Regions from separate parts of the Homo sapiens genome. Here region 1 is linked to region 2. The links are chromatin loops, found by intact Hi-C in ENCODE. Cell type or tissue: OCI-LY7. All regions are shown on one strand. Links, peaks and the distances in the headings refer to the core of each region. The heading gives the core; the rest is flanking DNA. Region 1 has its middle 92 kb from the start of LINC01812. Region 2 holds the start of LOC105374789 (a long non-coding RNA gene).

Region 1 (2,931 bases), core at 196-2,695, 380 kb after region 2:
CATAAGACTTGCTTGTATCACCACAACTGACTCTCTTGCATCTTGAAAACATCACACAAGAGCTAGAATGAATGATCCGTTCTGACTTTATGATTAGAAATGCAAGAATTTATTAGGTGTTACCAACAATTCAACTTTGAAACAGATATTTCCTACTACTTTTCTTGCAAGCTTCTGGGTAAATTTAGTTGAACAGAAATCCAAGTTGTAAGACAAGTTGTTTTAAAACAAAACTGTTGCCATTTCCAACTACTTAGCTAGATGAATGAGTATTTTCTAAATATTGTGCTACTAAGTGAAAATAACATAATACTTTGGATGCTGAGGATAATATGTTTGTAATTATTCAAAGTTTTTACATTAATCAAATCAGTCTTAGAGCCAGCAGTGATATATTTTATATTATACGTAGCATATTTGAACTCATGAAGTAAATATATACTAGTGAAGTTCTGCTTTTATTTGTTTTAGGATTCCATACAAGATTTCATTTTCATCAAGGGTAACCTTGTTTAAAAGGCAAGAAAAAATACCAGGTTCGATGACCTTCAAGATTCCTTGTAGCTAGAACACCCTGGAATCTTCCAAGGTGGGTGTGAGCAAGGTTCAGGGAAGAGTGAGTTGGGAAAGTGAAGGGTAGCTGATTTGAGCACCAGCATCTGCATTCAGCTCAGGACCTTTCCTTTCCCTTTTTAACTGAGAGGACTAAGTGTCTAGGGACACACATACCCTATGTAGAACATCACATATGGTCAAGATTTCAGCTATACAAATGAGTGGTCCCAGGAAAATGCCATGGTTATCAAACAATGCTGCAAAGGTTTTTAAAAATATTTTTATGCTGGGTGTGATGGCTCAAGCTTGTAATCTCAGCTCTTTGGGAGGCCAAGGTAGGAGAATTGTTTGAGGCCAGGAGTTCAAGACCAGCCTGGGAAACATAGTGAGATCTCATCTGCAAAAAAAATTTAGAAAATAAAAAAATTAGCCAGATATGGTGGTGAGTGCCTCTAGTCCCAGCTACTTGCGAGGCTGAGGTGGGAGGATTACTTAAGGCCATGAGTTTGAGATTGCAGTGAGCTATGATCATACCACTGCACTCCAGTCTGAGTGACAGAGTGAAACCCTGTCTCTTATGAATGAATGAATGAATGAATGAATGAATGAATACATACATACATAAATAAAACTTTTATAGAGCATAGTATAATTATTTTGAAATTTGCTAAAATTCAATTAAAATGTATTGCATTTCCCTGGACACCTTTTCTCTGGAACAAATCTCTTCTGGAGCCAGTATCTGATAGAATGTATGGGAGGATGCGGCCTGGGACTGGATTGGGGTGGGTGTGTATGCCAGGCATGGGGAGTGGTGCTGCCATCTTCTGGCTGGCATTGGGGCTGTGCACAGTTGGAAACAGGGGCCCTGATTTGTTTCAGCTGCCACCTTTAGATGCCACACTCATCAGAGCTTATCATATTCCCAAGGCCCTCGTTGGATGTGGGGCACTGTGGGCTGGCCATGACCACTGGTTCTGGAGGTGGACAGCACCAATCAGGCTTGTAGAGCATGAAAAGATAGAACAGAGAGGAGCTGCCTGGCTGTCGGCCCTGCCTTATCCCAATGGCTCCTCCCCTTAGGATAAGAAGGAAGGGTTGGATCTGGAATGCTGGAGGGAGGTAGCTCCCAGTGTTTTCCCTGGGACTGTATTCATCCATTGATTTCAGGCTTGAGTGTTTTGACTGGAGGACTAGTGGGGAAGAGGTGATGCTCTTTTGATTCTGACCTTACTTATCGTATCAGTTAGGATAAATGTTCACCTATATATGTAACAGAGGCCCCAGACAAAAGTGACTTAAATAAGATAGACTTTATTTTTCCTTCCTATAATAGCCAGGAAGTAGGAGGCCCAGGGCTGGCATGGAGCTCTGTTCAACAAGGTTGTCTAAAGACCCAGCTACTTCTGCTTTGTTTTGCTTTATCTTTAGTGTGTTTTCCTTATAAGAATGAATGGTCCAAAGTAGCTCCTCCATATCCATGACCCAGATAAGAGGATGGAGAAAAGAGGAGAGAGGGCCGTTACCATCTAAGAACACAGCCTGGAATTTGATTACATGACTTCTGCTCATATTCCCCTGTCCAGAACTTGGTTAGATGGTAATGCATAGCTGCAGAGGAGACTGGGAATATACCAAGATAAAAATAGTGGATTCTATTATTTTGAAAGAGAATGGAAGAATGGAATAGGGATACAATTAGCTGACTTTTCAAGGGTGTTCAATGAAGCACAGAACACTGTGCTATTATTTGGAGCTCTGCAAACCTAGAATCCACCACAAAGGTAGGTGGCCAAGATTGGCAGGCATAGAGTTCAGGAGGGAAGCCTGAGAGCCCCTGATCTCATGGCTGGCACTTTACTGCCATGCTTATCAGTATTTATTTTTCTCAGATATGGACAATTCCAATTTCCACTAGCCTCTGCAACTCCTTGAGGATATCAAGGCAAGAAGGGCTGGTCTAGATGCTCAAAGAATCCCAACGTGTAAGCCAGGGTATTTCAAACATGCCCTAAGTGCCGTAGACTTCTGGGTGTAGGCAGAATAAATGGAAAACAAGGGCTTTTTAACCTAAATTCCATTCTTCACTTGGCTACTTAATAAAGTATTAAGTAGTCTTATATATTTTTATTGCTTTGTCTATGTAAGATTTCTGGCTAAAAATATAGTTTTTACACTTCTGAGCCATGAGAATTGAAACACCCACAACTCAGAAAAGAGACTAAGTGACATATTAAACACTAGACTAGAGACTAAATGACATATTAAACACTAATGCCATAATATCATATGTCATATGACTATGTGATGGGTAATGGTCTTGACCATGTTATTGCTAGGAAACAATTTAAATTGAAAATAAGAAGAAAATGTCAG
Region 2 (2,931 bases), core at 300-2,799:
GATCCACCCGCCTCGGCCTCCCAAAGTGCTGGGATTACAGACGTGAGCCACCACGCCCGGCCCAGGCTCTGTTACTCCTGGCCTCAAGCGATCCTCCTGCCTTGACCTCCCTAAGTGCTGGGAAAAAGAGCCAATGTGCCTCACCTCATGTGCTGTTTTCATTTACCAGGAAAAGCGGGATTTGGTGTGGAACTCGGAACTTACTTGTCAGGCACTATCTACAACACCCATCACCAGCAGGGTAGGTGTTCCTGGTGTAGGAGAGGGCACTGTGAAGGGAGGCAACATGCCATTACAGTGGTCAGCCAGAAGGATCCCATGAAGGAATATGATGAGAGTCATTCCTGCCCAGTCCTCACCAGGGACAGGTGCAGCTGCCAATAGAGGCCCATTCATCTTTAGGAGGCTATAGTCATCACATTTATTCAGTAGCAAATATGGATTGTTAGGCTAAACAGACCATAATTTAGAACGGCAGTCTCTTAATTGTGCCATTGGTATTCATCACTGTAATAAAATTGTCTAATTGAAAAAGCTATATTGACAAACCAACAAGCAGTACATTGATTTAGTAGCAGTTTTGAATTATTAAGTCTGCAATGTTTTATTCCATAGAACGTTTATATTTTTCATTAGATAGGTCTTCTCTTAAAAGGGGCTGAGGGGTTATTTTGGAAAACTCTTCAGACTGAAGTAAGGATTGCTTCAAGTATGGGAAGATTTGTGGATTCTGAAAAGCCATTTGGTTTTCTGTATGTACTGGATGTGCGTATGTGTGTGTGTGTGTATTTGTGTAGACTAATTTCCCTAGATGATCTGAGCCAAAAATGAAAATTTAAAGTTTGTTCTACTAGTCCTGTGAACTGAGGTCACCAATTGGGAAAGAAAGGATGAGGAGTCAATGTACAAGCCCACCTACCTGGTTGCACTGACCCATGCAGAAAGAACAGCCACTGTGGTAGTGAGCAAGGGCTCTGCGGTGACAGTCTACAGCACATGATGGGGACCACAGCAAGTACTCAATGGGACTGGTGTATTGTTTATATGATTGAAAGGGGTGCTGTGTTATTTAGAAATAGTATTTACCTGCATGTAGCAAAGACCTGGAAAATAATGGGTTAATTCTCCCATATAATGAAAGTCAAGCTGTAGGTAGTCTAAAGTTGCATAGTGTCTCTCCATGATTCAGGCTCCATTCTTTTTTCTCCACTACCCCTATCCTCAAGATGATTTCATGGTTCATGATGACTGCAAGGACCTTGCCATCAAACCACTGAGAAGGTTTGAAGAAGGAATAAAGATAGAAGGGTGGAAAGTGGCACATCTTCCAGTAAGTGGCACTGCAGCACACCCCACACGACACTTTCATTCATAGTTCAGCGGACAGAAGTTAGTCATGTGACTACACTTAGCTCAGAGTGAGACTGTGAAATGTTGCCTTTGGCTAGGCATACCACCGCTCTGAAATAAAATAGGGATTCTTTCAGTATAGAATTTGGGAAAATTAATATTAAGTTGGCATTAGTAGTCTCTGTCACAAACACATTACATTAGCATGGCTTTTGGTGGAGACAAATTGGCAACATCCATCAAAATGTTAAATATTCATACCCCTTGAACCAATAAGTATAAATTTACTCAGAAATATGTGCACATATACAAGTATATATATGCTTATTATAGCACAGCAGTATTAATAATATCAAAATATTGGAAGCAACCTAAAGGTCTATCAATGGTAAAATTGTTTAATAAATTGTGGTATGTACCACAGAATACTATTCGGCTATGAAGGAAGAATGAGGTGACTATAAGTACTGAAAGGCAAAATGACATATTATTAATTAAAAAAGCAAGTTGCAGAGTAATAGTGTATTTCCCTTAGTAGAATTGTATTATACACATCCCTGGGGATGGGTCCGAATCTTTGCAGGCAGAGGAATGAACTCGTGTAATTTGAAAGAGGTCCCAGAAACTCTAAAAGAAAATAATAGTAATGAGTGCAAACCGAATCCCCAGTACAAATACATGAGTGAATTGTTACCACATAGAAAGTGGTAACAATATTATTTTCAGAAGAGCTCTGCTTGTACCAAGCTTGCATCAAAGTATTGGATGGGTCAATCTGACATAAAGCCTTCGTAGCACATCTAATGGTGAAACTGGCATGGGAAGGGCGTCAGTGCCGCTTCTGGGTGAATGGTGAACAGGACTCTGAAGTAATATTCCACTACAATGGCAATATAATCAGATTATAACTTTTTTTAAATACGTTGAGCTCTTACAAGAAACAAAGGGAACTTTCCAATGTCAACAAAACAAAATAAAACAACATGCAAACATGCATAGTAAGCTAAAGCTAGCATTGAGTGGTAAGCAAACTGCAAAACTTGGAGGAGAAATGCCAGTGTCAGTCACAAATGAGGGATTGAAAGCTAAGCTCTGAGGCTGCTGCCAGGCCCTGTGTCCTAATTAAGGAGGCTAAAGCTGTCCCTTGTTGTTAGCATACGTAATTCCAGAAATATATAAATTCAAATCCCTTTTGAGGAAGGTGTCATTAATTCAGGATTTCAGGATTCCTATAGACTATGTGAAACCAAATGGATAATTATGATGAAAAAATCCCCAAATATACAAAGAAACAAAAGACATAATGATGATATGAGTTAGGACTAAGTTTAGCCTCACACAGCAGAACAAACAAATAATGGTGGCTTAGACACACACAGTTTTATTTGTTTTCATCTAAAAGACGTCATGAGATAGGTGTCCAGGACAGATTCATCAGAAATTCATCAGGGACCTGTTTCTTTACAGTTTATGAATCATCTCAGATCTACGTTATGCTCCTTGTTCTTGTGACCCAAGATGGCAGCTAGAGCTCCAGATGCTCACATTCCAGGCCAATTGTGGAAGGAAAGGGATGAAGGG

What was found. Hi-C counts contacts between places; a loop is a spot of excess contacts. Peaks named below come from ENCODE experiments on the same cell type or tissue, not always from the same donor. Only the 100,000 strongest peaks of a DNase experiment are listed, where the experiment ranks them.
Region 1: a loop joins it to region 2, with 9 times the contacts of the local background. A loop is called at or near these places in 1 of 110 quality-filtered maps.

What each region holds. Positions count from the first base shown.
Region 1 is chr2:67,732,281-67,735,211 of GRCh38, reverse strand. No RefSeq gene overlaps it. Among named protein-coding and RNA genes, the nearest start is that of LINC01812, 92 kb to the left of the region's middle. In OCI-LY7, for the core only: a CTCF peak has its summit at 1,380 (motif pointing left); a DNase peak (open chromatin) is centred at 1,371.
Region 2 is chr2:68,108,726-68,111,656 of GRCh38, reverse strand. It overlaps LOC105374789 (a long non-coding RNA gene), which reads left to right and starts at 57. Exons shown (of 3, transcript XR_940223.3): 1 at 57-1,330. In OCI-LY7, for the core only: a CTCF peak has its summit at 1,306; a DNase peak (open chromatin) is centred at 1,356.